2 separate regions of the Mus musculus genome follow, and region 1 is linked to region 2. Evidence: chromatin loops called from intact Hi-C (ENCODE). Cell type or tissue: heart. All regions are shown on one strand. Each heading gives the region's core, and the rest is flanking DNA. Links, peaks and the distances in the headings are about the cores only. Region 1 holds the start of Eppin (epididymal peptidase inhibitor). Region 2 overlaps Acot8 (acyl-CoA thioesterase 8).

Region 1 (8,331 bases), core at 212-8,211, 210 kb before region 2:
CTGGGGCATTGAAAGCAAGGCGTTGCTCAGAGGAAGGAGAAAAATATACCCTTGGCATCCCAGGTTTCGAGGATGTTTCCGTAAACGTCCTTGATTGACATCACCAGAGGCTTCACTCTCCCTGTACTGAAGATGTGTGGACCACTCAGTCTCACAGACACAGGGTGAAGCCAAAGACTTTACTGAACGAAGTTGAGAGCTACATGGAAGTAAACTGGGAGCTTTTGACGGTGGTGCTGAGCAGCTGAGGCTAGTGATGGGGACCCCAAGAGGAGGTGTTATGGATAGCAACTGGCATGGTGGGAGGGGAGGTATCCTAGGACCCCACAACTGGGAAGACTCAAGGTCTTGCAGTGCTCAAAGTGCTCTCCAGAAGCCAGTCTGGAGCACACAGCAGGCACACAGAGCTTGGAGCAGAAGCCAAATTCTGATGATTTTCCCAGCGTATCCTCTGTTCAGGTGAGACTGCCTGTTGAGAACACAGAGATAAGACAGAGCTGAGCATCTCGGGCTGGGTTTGTTTCTGGAGCCTGGAGTTATGTTTCTACTTTTTATCCTAGGAGGAGACTCAAAGTGGGGTTGGTCAACGGGAGTTGAGTTAAATATGAGAAAAGTGCAACCATCTAGGCGTGAAAATATAGTGAAGTTTGTTATTGTCTATGCTCACTCAAAGAACACGAAGACAAAAGTCAGTCTGTCCTTCTGAAGAGAAATGGATAGAACTGGCTTGGTGGCAAAAGGAAGTGAAGAAGTTGAGTCTTGGGATGGTTCGTTGGAAAGAGTGCCTGGGTGGGGCTGGACGCTCTTTGATCATTTTGCAGTCTGTCTTGGGGACCCTTCTACATCCCCCTTCACCCCTCCTAAATCCGTTCTTGTTTGCTAACTCCCCCATATCTTCCCAGCTTCAGTTTCCAGGAGGTCCCGTCTCTCTCCCTGATCAGATGTAGCTCTGTCAGGTCAGAGAAAGACACAGCTGCCTTGGGACAGGTCAACCCACACCCACATTTCCGGGGACAGCCTTCGTGAGGATGTTAGGTGCGGTTTGGGGGGGAGGGATGGGGTGGGAGGTCGCGGGGCATGCGCAGGACGTGCGTGGTGTGGGGGTTGGGAGGGCTTGGATCCAAGACTCACTTTTTTTTTCGCAGGCGTTCTGGCATATACTTTGGGATTGGAAGTTGTTATTGTTTCCTTGGCAGCCACCATAGATGAAGACTTGGCACGTGCTATTTTCTTTATTAAACCACCAACGACGAAAGTAAGCCATACAGTAGCCGGAGTCTTTCGGCAGGCTGCAGATATCTGCAGAGGGACCCCCAGAGTTGAGAACTCAAGAATGCGCAGCCCGAAACAAAACAATGCCTTTCCTTCCTCTGAGAGCCACCATAAGTGAAGTTGGAATTCGTTTTTTCCCCTCGCGCTCCAGCGGTTCAACACCCCAAACACGGCGCGCGTGCACTTGCTGGAGGATGTTACGGTGGCTATCTGCATCCCTGGAGGTAGGGTCCACAGGGTGGTTATGGAATGGAATCTCTTTAAGCCCCACACTGTGGCGATTTCCAGTTTAGCACAGCACGCTCCATTGCACCTCTACACCTTTGCACACCCACACGCACCACTGCGTGCGAGCAGAATGTTTATTCTTCCTTCAAAACCTTTCTTAAAAATCAGTTAGTGCCTCTGGGAAGTCTATCTTAACTCCGCTCCGTATCTCACATCATGCCAGTGGCCTGAATCGAGCCTGCATTTTCCCATCTTGTTTCTGACGCTTATGTGTTTGTTTGTTTGTTTAAAAAATGCCTCCAGTCTTGTCCCTGGGATTGTGAACCTCCAGCGGGCAGGGATTGTGTCTGGATTCATTTTGGGGTTCTGATGCCTAGCATAGGACTGAGTTTTATGGGACGGTAAAAGTGAAGTAAGATGTGCTCCAAGGGCCTTTAGCATCACATGAAGTGGAAGCACATAGAAAAAATATTAATTTGGTTAAGATTTTTAAAAGATGTTAAAAACTGGACCAGAGACTCAGATTTCAGAAGTCTGGTGTCAGACCTCTAGCACGTCACCTGGCTGTCACTCTTGCTCCACTGTCACACTCTGTGCTCCCCAATAGTTTTCAACTGCCACCCACTCTTCCCTGCTCTGAGCCATGTCTCCAGCTGAAGCTATCACCATCACCTGCCTTCTCCTGGAAGTCCTCCAACAATAAGTCCAGTCCCCTCCCCCTCCATCACCCTCACACTCCGTTGGTCATGTCACGGCCTCACTAAATAGCAAAGACCATGCTCTCTCTTTGCCTTTGAGCCCGTGGTCCTTAGGATTAAGACAAGAGTCCTTCTTCTAGCCCATCAATCTGGGACTGTGTGGTCCTAAGCTGCCAAGGGCCTCTTCCAATAATGACAAGCATCATGCTCTCTCTCTGTCTCCCTGGACTCCCCCCTGAGGTCTCTTTGAGTCATTTTCTTGCTGGGTGAGCCTTTTCATCCTCACTTTTACCTTTGACTGTGAACTCAACTCTTAAGTTTAGTTGCCTAGAGACCTTTCTCATTGGCTCTGACCTCAGAGAACAAGTCAGGTGCTATTACAGGGACTTTGGTTTGGATATGGTTAAAGTGTGTCCCACTCAAGGCTCATGATTTGGAGTCCTGGTCCACAAGGTTGTAGTACCTTCAAGAGGTGAGCTCTGTTGGGAGACTCCTAGATCACCTGGAACATGTCCTCCAAAGGGACTGTAGGACCCCAGCTCCTCTTGGCTTCTGTTGATCATGTGACCTCTTCCTCCCACCTACCTATCATCATCCTCTGGGGTCCATGCCGGTGTCTACTCATCATATTTAGTCCCAGACTCAAAACCTCGTCTATATAAACCTTTTTCTTTATAATTAACCTGTCTAATATATTTTGCTAGAGCAAAGTGAACTAAGAAAAGAAGTGGGTATCAGAAACGCTCAGCAAATCTTTCTAAACGAATGGAGAATGTCTTTTGGCCTTTTGGGAATCCAGAGGGGGCAGGAATAGGGTTGAGGTTGCAGCTCTGGTTTGGAATGTTAGGGCAGGTTTCCTAGTACAGAGTCGAGTTCATATGGGCAGAGAGGCAATTGCTGAGCCACCAGAAGCCTGGGAGGATAAATCACCTCGCTTGTCACCGATAATGGGAGCATTTGTTAGCACAACAATGGCCACTTGTGGGACTCAGAAAATCGTGGCAGTGAAAAAGTCAAGAAACAGTCTGACTCAATCCTACCCATGCACCCAACATTTATTTGGGGGAAACTGAGGCTCATAATTAGCTGCTGGGATAAGAACATCACTGCCACAACCTCACCAGAATCTGTAATGGATCTATCCCACAGGACCCCGAAGGCAGCAATCTTACCCAGCACCCACCCCCACCCCCAGTGACCCATGGGGCACTGGCAGCCCAGGTGGGCAGAAGAGGAGGCATGGTAAAAGGCTTGTGGTATTCCAAAGCCCTTGGTATTATTACCTTGTTGGGGGTTTAAGCATTTCTTTCCACAGTTGAAGACACAGCACTTCTCTTTCTTCGGGCAGTCCCTGTCCCTGGTACAAAGGTCCCTCTCTTGGTGTTCACACTCCTCTCTGAATCTGGGGCATCTCCCTAGGAAAGAAACAGTCCTTCAGCCTCTGGGCCTTCGGATTTGAGAGTGCAGGGAAGCTCATGTTCAAATTTGCTCACGGTGAAGGAAGCCTTTTCTTTGCTCCCGTTTCCATCACTACCCACTCTAACCTCTTCAACACTCCTCCATACCTTCTTCCCTCCATCCCTGCTACCCCCCAGCTGCTGGGGCAGAACTTTTCAACACTGGTGACAATCACCTGTTGGCCATGGGAGCTGCCCTGTGCTTTGTGGAACCTTTAACAGCCACCTTGGCCTCATGTACTAGACATCCTGGGCACTCCATCCATCTCCTAACAATCCAGACACTCTCCAGACCCTGGGAATGCCTCCTTGGGAGTAGACCCTTTCCACTACAGCCTCTGTTTCCTTTGTTCTAGCTATTCAGTTATGTCGTGTTGCTGTTTTCCTCTAGAGGGCAACATTGCACAGTGATTCCTCCCCCACCTGCAGCTGGGTTTTGGAATCCTAACTCTGCCGGGAGTGTGTGTGTTGTGGAGGAGAAACAGGATCCTAAATACATTGTATACAATTTTCAACGGGTTAATACAGGTGTTATCGTAGAAAAATCTTTAGTTGGTTGAATGCTGGTAGCCTTGTGATGGTGGGCACATTCTTTAAATTCTGTGTCTTCTAGTTTCAAAGAGGGAAGTTTACGGACAAAGAGCTATATACAACTAAGGGGTGCTAAGTTCAGGAGAAATAGTCTTTCCCAGGGAAGACCCCCCTAATTTAATTGCTTATCCAATACCAAATGGTCAGCCCTGAAATCATATACATACAGAAAATAATAAACAGACACAGCAGGCTGTATTTATTTAGGCTCTCTCTCTCTCTCTCTCTCTCTCTCTCTCACACACACACACACACACACACACACACACACAGATAACAGCAACAATTAAAGAAAAAGAGGCCGTAGTTTCAGACGGAGTGGGAGCAGGTATGTAAAAGGAATTGGAAGGAAGAAAAGGAAGGGGAAAATTATATTTTAATGTTTAAAATTCCAAAATTTTAAATTAAAAGAATAAAACAGGAGTGTTGATAGGACTTCCTCTCGTAGAGTTCTTGTGAGGATTAAATGAGATAGTGAACACAAGCAAATGTTAGCTAATACCTGCAGAGCGGTCACCGTGGGGGGAAGCTTTACTCTGTCCTGTTTCTTCACCACAAAGCTGTAGGGCCAAAATTCGTTTAAAATGAAGAAATCAAGTTCCAGAGAGGACACGTGGAAATTAAATATTTTGCTCAAGATCACCAGGCTACCAACTCTGTACAACCCACCAACTCTGACCCCAGAGCCCCCAGACAAATATGTCTGTCTACTTCTTTAAGAGGTGAAAGGTCTTCCCATTAATGTTGGAACCATAACCCTTCCTCACCTCCCCTTTTTAAAGGGACTTTGAAGGTGTTTCCCCAGACCCCTGTCCCTGTATCAACACAGAGGTCGTTGTAACACTAAGAGACCTTATAAGTATCTCTCTCCTCTCCTGAGCCACACCCAGGAAGGAGCTGTAGAAAGGTGACCCACACCTGAGGAATTGTTCTTTGTCTCTTCCTTCCAGTAAACTTCCCTTTCTCCCAGACAACACTAGAAAAAAACAGTACTTACTGGGAAACAGCAAGTCAGCTAGACTAGGTCCCTGGACTCTTGCAAGCAGGCCAAATAGCACAAGAATGCTCACAAATCCAGAAAGCTTCATTCTGGCGAGGGGCTGGCCTGGCTGGTAGTTCTAGAACATGGAAATGTCTGCTGCCTTCGCCCATCCGATTCTCTCAGTAGGCTGTACCTTGGCTGTAAGAGCTGGAGAAAAGCCAGTCACCTACTATCTTGCTGGGAACACCAAGTTCTCGAGATCATAAGTGGAGCTAATGACATTCACAGCCCACATCTATGGAGAAAGCCTTTCTGCTTGGACTGCATAGGGCTAGCATTCTGGTCAACCAGGGTAGTGCCCAAAGTGTACTCTACACCATCCATGCTGCACTGAGGGTCAATGCTGTCCTCTTGGGCCTTCATCTTGATAACTCAAAGTTAATGTGGCATGCCCTCTTTACCATTAATTTACCACTTTTAAAACACTCACTCCGTTAAGCACACTCTCTATTGTCTTAATATCTCTTCATGTTTATTCCCATGGTAGGTCCAAGGTCTCTGTGTTCCCTTCTCCCTCTCCCACAGTTTCTTCCCACCGTTTTCCCATTTATCATCTCTCAGGGACACTTTTTTTTTTAAATGAAGGCCAAAGAGTAAAGAGTTGCCAAAGAGAGCACAGGACTGGGGAGAAACCAGGTGGATAACAGAGTCTTTAGATAGCATTTGTCACAGTGTTGTTGAATGTTGCAGAGCGCAGGGAGCCTCCACCACATGACAGAGTGTTGCCTGAGAAGACACTGAAATAAAGACACGGGTCTGAGAGACTACAGCTGAATCAAGGACAACACTGTAGAGCTGCTGGATACTAAGTGTGCTGTCAGAAGAAGGGTGCACACGTGAGCAGCCCCCTCCTAGTTGTGCATCTCCAGTACCAGCTGCTGAACACTGGGCTAGAAGGCAGAGAAGCTCTCTGCGAAAGGGAAAATATTAACAGCCAGATTCTACTTTCTTTCCCTGTGCTGGTAACATATTGTGCAGGTCATTGTTCTCAACTTGTTTTATGTGATAGCTAAGCACACAGCCTCATCATCGGGATCAGAGGCAGAACCCCCATGGAAATCCCATATCAGCAGATTTGCAATGTCACTTAAGGATTATTTCTCAAAAATGCTAAAATGATTTTGCTGGGGATTAAGCCCAGATCTGCATAGGCTGGGAGACACTCTCCCATGGACCTACAGCTCAGGTCTTAGAAATAGAATTTCTACTAGACAACCTGATCTTCTTGGACTTCTGTATTCTCTCAAAGACAGCCAGCAGGCGAAAACTTGGTGTTTCTAATCTGAAAGACCCTGGGGTATTTTATCTTGCAGCAGGATTATGTGACCCAGAGCAGAAAGGATTCTAACAAGTATCACCCAGCCAGTGAATGTGCGAGACAGGATTCCAGGGCACCGAGTCTGTGAGTCTCCACCTCAGGCCACTGGCTGGTGATGAGGATCTAATTTATTGTAGACTTGAAGGAAAGAATTGTAACCCTAGTCCGAAGGGAAACAAAAGTAGCCCATGTCAGTAGAGACAGGCTGAAGGACTACGGTTAAAACACTTCCTGATGACCCCTGAAGGCTAAATCTGCCTTCTTCCTTAAACTCTCTCAGGGGATAAAAAAGATGCTAACATGTCCAGGTTATTTTACCACATTCTATTTGACCTGTCTGAGTTGCATGTCAGTACACGTGCATGTCATTTTCCAAGCAGCTGACATGAAATGCATGTCTTTGGGGCCTAGGATGTATCTTGGGTTTGGACTCCTTCTAACACTTAATTCATGGAACAAACTGGTTAGGACACACTCAGCCGGTCCTTGCCTTCCTTTTCTTCTTTCTTTTACAGAAGGTCGTAGCCTTCGTATACCTTCGTTCTAGGAGAAATCTGCTCAGAATGAGTGACTTAGGAAGAACCAGAACACACTGACCTGTAGGTGGCAACTCATGCTTCTCCATCAGACCAGGCCCTGTTGTGTGGATGGCTCCCAGCATTGCTCCTAGTGCATCTGACTGCATTGCTAACTTGGACATCTGCTCTCCCAGACAGGCTCTGAGAGCCATCCAGCAGGTCACTGTCTAGCAACTGGTCCTTAAAGCAGGACAGGGTTAAGATAAACTCTCAGTCTATCTCTCTGTTTGAGCAAGGCAGGTAGGATGACTGGGAGGTATAAAAGTAGACACACAGGGGTGTGGCTAGTCGAGTGATGGTTGGGAAGATACTGGGTGGGTCAAAAGAGCAGAGGAGCATGGGGGTATTTGGAAGATGTGAAATTATATATTGTAATTAATATTACACAAAGTTAATAGGACAAGGAAAGGCTACGGCAAACAAGTGAATTTTCTGGAGATGCCCCGCCATTTGGCATGGGTTCGATGGGTGTGCTCTGGAGGCAAAGTCCCCAGAGACTTCATCTCAGGATTGCTTCTCGATGCTGATATACCTTTCCTGCCACTGTTACATAGCCTAGCGATTCCTGGGCACCAGCCCACCACCCTATTGGTCAAATTTCCTGCAGGTCAACATGAAGATGTATTCTTATGTGGTAATGCTGTATACTTCAAATTGATGATTTCATAATCCCTGATAATGATTTCATAGACCTCTTAAATTGAAACAGGTAATTTCACCCCCTCCCGTAGAATAAAAGCTGCAAATAGAGCTCTGTAAACTTTCATATGTCACAGACTAATTGCACTAGGAAAAGAAAGGAAGCTTAGAACAAATTTACAGTCAAAGCCGGGCGTGGTGGCGCACGCCTTTAATCCCAGCACCTGGGAGGCAGAGGCAGGCGGATTTCTGAGTTCGAGGCCAGCCTGGTCTACAGAGTGAGTTCCAGGACAGCCAGGGCTACACAGAGAAACCCTGTCTTGAAAAAACAAACAAACAAACAAACAAACAAACAAAACAACAACAACAACAAAAACCAAAACAAATTTACAGCCCAGGAGAACATCCCTCCTAGGTTAGGAGTGAGGCCACTATTTGGTAACTAAAGGTCATAAACTGGGAATGGACAATTTATTTTAAATGCAAGGACAAAAAAAAAATAAGAGAT
Region 2 (8,331 bases), core at 193-8,192:
AGGACCTGCGGGGGCACAATGCAATCTGCTTAGAAACAGCTCCCTCTAGTGGCAGTCTGGTGGCTTCTGGGGTTTAGATGGTGCAGTCTAACATAAGCCTATTTATCCAGATGAAAAAACCGAGAAGCAGGATACAGTGGCTCCCAGCACTTGGGACGTGGAGCCAGGAGGAGCATGAATTCAAGGCTGGGCTCTACTCCATATAGAGCTCAGGACCAGCAAGGGTACATGAGACTCTGGTTGGTTTCAAAAATCAAAACCAAAAGAAGCTTCAAAACGGATTTGCCCAAGTTCACACAGGGGATCTAAAGTTGCCTGGCCACCTGTAATGGTCTCAGATAAAGTCAGTCGTTCCTGGATGTTCCTAAATTTTTGAGGACAGCACAAATACTAAGAGGGGCCACAGTGCAAGAAGCCTGTGCAGCAGCCCCAGGAAGTGGCGAGAGGCAGAGAGGCAGCATCATCTAAAAACCAAGCAGGTTCCCTCTCATCCTACAGACACGGACCCTGGGCCCACACTCACCAGCCCAGGGGCTCTCACACTCGTACAGCATCCAGTGGTCGGCTCGGAATGGGGCATGAAACCACATGGAGTGATCCAGTGACGCCATGAAGTTCACCTTATACTTGGACTGGTGGGGCAGCAGTGCTGTACCCAGGAAGGCGTAGTCAGAGATATAAGCAGCCACACAGCAATGCATCTTGATGTCACCTTCCCCTGCAACAGGTCCCAATCCCATCAGCCCTGGGCTCCTGGCTTTTCCAGCTCAGGACCTGCAGGGAGGTGGGGGAGAAAGGGGCTGCCATACACAAATGAGTCATTGTGCAAGGGCACCTGACCCAAGTAGGGGCTTTGTGTGTAAGGATAAGGAAGGACTAAGAGAGGACAGAGGTAAGTTAAATGTAAACCCGCTCTTCCCAAGTCTCTCGCCCCAGCCACTCTCTCTGGTCCTAGAACCAATTTGCACAAAGACATCCATTGTTAGCTGCTGACCTAGGTAAGAATTTCAGCATGGTAGCTTGCTTCTCCCCAGAAAGGTCCAACAATGGTTCTCATGTTAAAGGGTAAGGACTCTGGTAAGAGATTAGGAAACAGGCCAGAGAGTGGTATAGCCAAGCCACAGAGGGCAATGAGTGTGGCAAGGCCTAGACTCCTGAAGTGCATTCCTCCGAATTGTGGGTCATCTTACCAATGTAGCCCCGGGCACGCACCCAGAACATCTGTTTGGGCTCCAGTGCCTGCAGCTGGGTCAGGGTGGGTGGGTTCACCACCTTGATCTCAATAGGTACCTCCTGGGCAGCAACTCGGTTCAGCCCCACTCGATACTTCTTGTGAAGGTTAGGGTCCCTGGAAGTAAACACAGGAACAAGGATATCCAGGGAGGTGGGGCGTCTCTCTGCTGCCCCTCTGATCCACACCATTTGCCACGGGGGCTCTGCAAAGCCTCCTCATGGTGCTGACAAACAATATAGTCTATGAATCCCTTCCCCGTCCCTTCAGCCTTGGGAAGTTAGTCATCTCTCTGAGCCGATTTTTCCCTCCTGTAACATGACAGTAATAATGTGACCTGTCTCATAGCAAACAGACACAGCTAAGGCCTAGGCACTGATCCAAGCACTGCACACAACCACAACTCAAGCCCTGACACAACGTCATTTGGCAAGTGTGGTCAGCTGGTAAGAGGTGAGCACAGGAACCCAGGTGGCTTGCTCAGAGCATGGAGGGAGATCTGGTATCAGGCAGTTCATGTATCTAACCACTTCATCACTGGACATTCCAGAGACCTCCTGATGTGTCTGCATTCTCTATCTAAGCAGTCGGAAGCACTGTGCCGGGTGACACCACTTCCATGGAACCCTCAGTACTTAGTAGGCTCTGCCGCTCCCACCCACCAGTCTGGTGGACTGTTCATCTGTACTGTCCACAGTGGCAGCCACTAAGCCACATGAGACTAAGAACCTGCAATGTGGCTGCTGTACCCAGAGAACAAGATCAATGAAGAGTGTGGGATGAGGAGCCGGCCTAGCATGCACCAAGCCCTGGGGAATTTGATCCCTAGCACCACACACACAAAAGAACTGTTCGTTCTATTTCATAAGCTTAAGGCAGCCTATAGGGTCATTACTACCTTATTGAGGAGCACAGTCCTGAAGTCAGGCTCCTTTAGCAATGATACATTATTTTTATTTCTGCACACACGAAGCCTCACACACCCCTACATAGCTAAGTGCCATACACCTCTTACTGAATTCTCAAAGCAACCTTGAGGTGGGAGTTATGATTAGCTCAAGTCATAACCAAATGTATGGATTTAAGTGGGTGAGCATTGGCCCAAACTCACACAGCTATCAGGGACAGAGTCTAGACTTGAATCCTGGCCATTCAGTCTCCTGAACCCACACCCATCCCTCATGCCCTGCTGCTACCACCCCAGTATCCAACACAAGCAACATAGCTGGAGAAATGACTGCTCCCGTATGAAGAATCTAGGACCATGCGAGGTTGGGGGATGGAAGGTCCCATAGCAGGTAGGTACTAACAGAGGCACAGACTCTGGCCAGACTCCATGTGTGTCTGTGTCTAGATCCAGAGCCGAAACTTAATTCAAACTTTATTCGTTGTGATCTCAGTGAGAAATATGTTACCAAGGAAGAGTCAAAATATCGAGAAGACACTAAAGTGAAGATACTGAGCAGCGGGCCACGTTCTGCAGCAAGGTCCCAGAGGAGGGCCTCATTCTGCTATGCGTTAACTCCAAAGCTGCTGCACCATAGGCCTGAAGCAGGGAGGGCAGCAGCCCAGGACTGGAGGTGGCCAGTTATTTACCAAGTAGTTGTAACAGCCGTTTACTGTTGGATTCAATCATTTACTGTTGCATTCAAGAACTGAGAATTGAGGGCTGGTGAGATGGCTCAGTGGGTAAGAGCACCCGACTGCTCTTCCAAAGGTCCCGAGTTCAAATCCCAGCAACCACATGGTGGCTCAAAACCATCCGTAGCAAGATCTGACTCCCTCTTCTGATGTGTCTGAAGACAGCTACAGTGTACTTACATATAATAAATAAATAAATCTTTAAAAAAAAAAAAAAAGAACTGAGAATTGAACCTAGGGTCAATTTTTATGTGAAGGTCAGAGACAACCTGTGGAATCAGTTCTCTCCTCCCACCTTTACATGGGCTCCAGGGATTGAACCCAGCTCATTCGACTTGTATAGCAAGCATCTCTTCCCGCTGAGCCATCTCACTGGCCCCAACCAATATTTTAATAACAATAAAGCTACCCCTTGCCTGTGCTGGCTGAGTGTAAAGCTCTGCCCAAAGCTTTGCATTATGATCCCACATGCACATGTGCTAACACTGAAACTGAAGTGGCTCAGAGGCCTCTTGCCCTAGATGCACTGGGCTCTAATATCTCTCTTTTTTTTTTTTTTTTGCTCCTATATACTGTATATAAAATACATACATTTCTGTATACATATATATCTATATATGCATATATGTATATCTGTATATATAGACATATCTGTATATATTGATATATATGTGCATGCAGTACTGGGGATGATGAATCTAGAGTCTTGGGCATGCTAAGCACACGCTCTATCAGAGTATACCTCCCAGACCACCACACTTTGCAAGAGTAGCAAGTGCTCTTAATGGCTGAGCCATTTCTTCAGACCACCCCCATGTTTTTGAGATAGGGTCTCATGTAGCCCTAGCTAAACTGGGACTCTCAGAGATCCATCTGTCTCTGCCTCCCAAGTGATGGGATCTAGTTTATACTTTGACTACATACTCAAGACCTACTTAGAGGCTCCCTGGCCCACTCATGAGAAGGAGCCAGAGCTTAAAAACACTGCCCTGGGACTGCATGAGGAAGGGGGCGAGGGAGGTAATGTGGGAACATGTAATAAAAATACAGTAGACACATGCATGAAGCTGTCAGAATGAGACCCATGACTTCATACAACACACACTGATTAAAATAAAAACGTGGGCTGGCGAGATGGCTCAGTGGTTAAGAGCGTCGACTGCTCTTCTGAAGGTCCAGAGTTCAAATCCCAGCAACCACATGGTGGCTCACAACCATCCGTAATGAAATCTGATGCCCTCTTCTGGAGTTTCTGAAGACAGCTACAGTGTACTTACATATAATAAATAAGTAAATCTTAAAAAAAACAAAACAAACGTGGGCTGGAGAGATGGCTCAGCGGTTAAGAGCACTGGTTGCTCTTCCAGAGGTCAAGAGTTCAAGTCTCAGGAACCACATGGTGGCTCACAACCACCTATAAAGGGATCTGATGCCCTCTTCTGGCATGTAGGTGTATATGCAGACAGAGCTCTCCTATATTTAAATAAATACATACATAAATACATTTAAAAATAAAGAGCGGGCTGGGCGTGGTGGTGCACGCCTTTAATCCCAGCACTTGGGAGGCAGAGGCAGGTGAATTTCTGAGTTCGAGGCCAGCCTGGTCTACAGAGTGAGTTCCAGGACAGCCAGGGCTACACAGAGAAACCCTGTCTCGAAAAACCGAAAAGAAAAAAAAAAAAAAAAAAAGAGCGGGCAGGCGAGATGGCATAGAGGCCTGAGGACCTGGGTTCCATCCTCCGAGCCCAGGTAAAGGTAGAAAAGAGAACAGACTCCACACAGCCATCCTCCATCCTCCATATGCTGTGGCATGCATACTAATTTTTTAAAAGGAAATGGAGAATAGTATAGAAATAATCAGAATGTATCTAAACTGAGTCATCTTAGTACTGTCTTCTTTTTTATTTAAAGGCACGATCTCTCTACATAGAGCTGGATGGCTGGGACCCCCCCATGTAGACCAGGCTAGCTTGGAACTCTCACAGACTTTGCCTGTCTCTAAAGGCATGCAGATTATGCCAGGGGCCTAACTGTGGATTTTTTGTTGTTGTTGTTTTTTGGGTTTTTGTGGTTTTTTTCGAGACAAGGTTTCTCTGTGTAGCCCTGGCTGTCCTGGCACTCACTTTGTAGACCAGTCTGGCCTCGAACTCAGAAATCCACCTGCCTCTGCCTCCCAAGTGCTGGGATTAAAGGTGTGTGCGCCACCACTGCCCGGCCTAAGTGTGGTTTTTACTATAGGTCAAAGTAGTGCATGTCTTAGGTCTGGAGTGTGGCTCGGTGGTAGAGCACACCTAGTGCACACTAGGATCCTGGGGTCCCATCCATAAAACCATAAAAACTGAAGAAGAAAAACAAAACCCACTTCTCTGGAATCCGCAGGCCTCACCTTAAGTACTGGTCAATGAGGGCCTCGTGATCCAGCAGGTCTTCTGGCGGGGGCACGGAGGGCATGGAGAACTGGTGCTGCAGCGGGCTGGGCTGCATCTGCTGGAAGGAGGCCTGGCAGATGAAGATGGCCTTGCCATGCTGCACAGCCTTCACGGCGCGCACTGAGAAGCTGGCTCCTGTCCGTATCCTCTCTACGTGGTACAGCACTGGCACTTTCGGGTCCCCTGCAGTGGACATAAGGGGTACAGTGACCCTAAGTAAATCCACGGGCCATCATCGTCGTCATCAGTTAGTCAAACAGCCACCCTTGCTCTACTCATCCTGATGTCTTGGTTGGTTGGCTGGGGTCTTTGCTGTTGTTGTTGTTTTGGTTGGGGGTTTTTTTTGTTGTTTTTTGTTTTGTTTTGTTTTTGAGACAGGGTTTCTCTGTATAGCCCTGGTTGTCCTGGAACTCACTCTGTAGGCCAGGCTGACTTCGAACTCAGAAATCCACCTGCCTCTGCCTCCCAAATGCTGGGATTAAAGGCGTGGGCCACCACACCTGGCTCTTGTTGTTTTGAGACAGGGTTTAACTCTATAGCCTAGGCTAGCCTGGAACCCAAATCCTCTTGCCGCTGCCTCGCAGATGCTAGAATTACAGGTGTGAACTACCATACCATCGTCTTTTCATTCTTAACGACAGACTTCTCAACATGTTGCTGTCACGTGCTTTTGGCAGAGACCCAGACAGGCATGGGAGTGGGCCGTGCCTATAGCAGAGGATCAGGGAATGTGCTGGGTGCACCCGGACTAGAGGATGTGGGTCTTCAGAAGCTGCAGGTGAACCGTGGAGAAGGGGACACTTATGTGATCGGTTAGGGACACACATTTGACCTTCTCCCCTTGGTACAATCAGAAACTGGTAAAATTAAGAGAGCTGTCGGGGGTGGGTGGCTATGGGGGACTTTTGGTAAAGCATTGGAAATGTAAATGAGCTAAATACCTAATAAAAATGGAAAAGGAAGAAAAAAAGAGAGAGCTGTCGGTTAAGCTGTCAGTTATTAACCAACTGGCTGTGTGGGGCTGAAGAAGGTGAGAGGGTCACCCTCATGCCTGCTCTGGATACACCTCCAGCCCCACGAAGAGTCACTGAAATGACCAGTATACTTCCTGTCTCCAGGGCTTTAGCCTTTCTCTGTGTATAAATAAACGCCAACCCCTTCTGCCTGCCTGATTGGAACACTGTTTCTTCTCCTTCCTGCTTTTTCTTTTTTAATTAAATAATGAATTAATTTATTTGAGTCAGGATCTCACTGTAGCCCCGCAACTTCGTAGAGGATAACATCCAATTCCCAGAGATCTGCCTGCCTCTGCCTCCCAAGCACTGGCAACTTATTCTACTTTTGAAATGAAGTGGTCCCTGATTTTAGAATCAAAACTAAAGCCAATTAATGTATTTAGGCACCAGTCCGTAATGCTAACATGCAGGAGGTTGAGGCAGGAGGATTAAATCCCAAGCCAGACTTGGTAATTTAGCTTAAAAACAAACAAAACCCAGTAGGGCATCTCTTTAGCTAAAAGAATCACAGGATAAGAAGGCCAGGGTTGGGCTGGGACGAGGTTCTGTTGGTACAGGACTTGCCTAACATGAAGGAAATCCTGGGTTCTACAGAGCAGCAAAGGTTTGGTGGTACCTATAATCCCAGCACCAAGGAGCTGCAGGCAAGAAGATCAGAACATTAGTTAGAGACATCCATGGCTACACAGCAAGCCTGAGGCCAGCAAGGGACACATGAGGCCACCACTCTGCAAGCAGCATGCAAGTGCTGAACTACATCGCCAGCCCAGACCAAGGGTTTTCAATGAGAAGTCCCCCGTATCTGAGCACAGAGCTTAAAGAGTCTAAGAGATCCTATTGAAACATCTCTGGTCCCACCTCCCCTCTGTTTCACAGATGAGCTCAATCTTAGCCAAAGAAGGTAACCTCATTCAAGATTACTGTGCTAATTACTATAAAGCTGAAACTGAATTTCCAAACCTCCCACCTTCTATCCCAATAGCAGTTTACAGCCCTATGAAGACTTAGCAGTCTTGACACTAGAAGAGAATAAAGAATGAAGAGAGCCAGGTATGGAGGTGCAGGCCCTTACTCCAAAACACTCAGGAGCCAGAGGCAGGCAGAGCGCTGTGAATTCGAGGCCACCCTGGTTTGAATGGTGAGTTTCAGGCCAGCCAGGCTAAATAGTGAGACCCTGTCTCAAAACAACATAAGCAAGGACAGTGAGGCGCTCGTGAGCTCAGAGCACTGTCTGCTCTTGCAGAGGACCTGTTTGGTTCCTACTGCCTACAGGGTGGCTCACAAGGCCTAGTAACTCCAAACTCCTGCGTACCCACTGCCTCTTCAGACAGCAGGAGAGCAGCGTGGAACTCATTTAGGCATAGACATATACACATCTATCTCTCAAAAATAAGCAAATACATACATACATATACATATTTTTTATAAACGAAGGAAGGTTGGGTATGGTGGCAAAAGCCCTTAATCCCAGCTCTTGGGAGGCAGAGGCAGGCAGAAAGAATGAAGAAAGAACAGAGCCCGGCCTGAGGTCATAAAGGCTGAGGCCAGCCAGGCCTACACAATGAGACCCTATCTCAAAATCAAATCAACCAAGAAAGCTCCAGGGAAGACCCACTGAGAGCAGAGAAGCATTGGTCCACGTCATTCAACAGAATATGGAGCTGGAAAGATGGCTCAGTGGGTAAGAGCACAGACTGCTACTCCAGAGGTCCTGAGTTCAAATCTCGGCAACCACGTGGTGGCTCACAACCATCTGTAATGGGATCTGACGCCCTCTTCTGGAGTGTCTGAAGACAGCTACAGTGTATTCACATAATATAAAATAAATAATTTTTTAAAAGAGTTTTAAAAAGAAACAGAATATGCACTTAATGAGTCTCAGTGAGTGTGATATGGATGCAGGTTGTTTCCAGAGCCTGTCTCAGCCTCCCAAACTGTTGAGGTTGCAGACCTAAGCCAAGTGATGGGCTCCCTCCCTGCTTGTTCTGGTCCCTGAGATAGAACACAGACCCCT

Evidence for each region. Peaks named below come from ENCODE experiments on the same cell type or tissue, not always from the same donor. Only the 100,000 strongest peaks of a DNase experiment are listed, where the experiment ranks them.
Region 1: a loop joins it to region 2, with 11 times the contacts of the local background. A loop is called at or near these places in 6 of 42 quality-filtered maps.

Annotation. Positions count from the first base shown.
Region 1 is chr2:164,588,183-164,596,513 of GRCm38, forward strand. It overlaps Eppin (epididymal peptidase inhibitor), which reads right to left and starts at 5,389. Exons shown (of 4, transcript NM_029325.2): 1 at 5,244-5,389; 2 at 3,482-3,613; 3 at 1,132-1,299; 4 at 161-469. The coding sequence starts at 5,334. The coding sequence ends at 456. It overlaps Wfdc8 (WAP four-disulfide core domain 8), which reads right to left. Exons shown (of 8, transcript NM_001080550.2): 8 at 8,276-8,331. In heart, for the core only: a CTCF peak has its summit at 4,049 (motif pointing right); no DNase peak of the experiment used is centred there; H3K27me3 peaks cover 1,156 bases.
Region 2 is chr2:164,794,462-164,802,792 of GRCm38, forward strand. Acot8 (acyl-CoA thioesterase 8) reads right to left here. Exons shown (of 6, transcript NM_133240.2): 3 at 5,259-5,484; 4 at 1,191-1,348; 5 at 524-718. Among named protein-coding and RNA genes, the nearest start is that of Acot8, 6.3 kb to the right of the region's middle. In heart, for the core only: a CTCF peak has its summit at 4,298 (motif pointing left); a DNase peak (open chromatin) is centred at 640.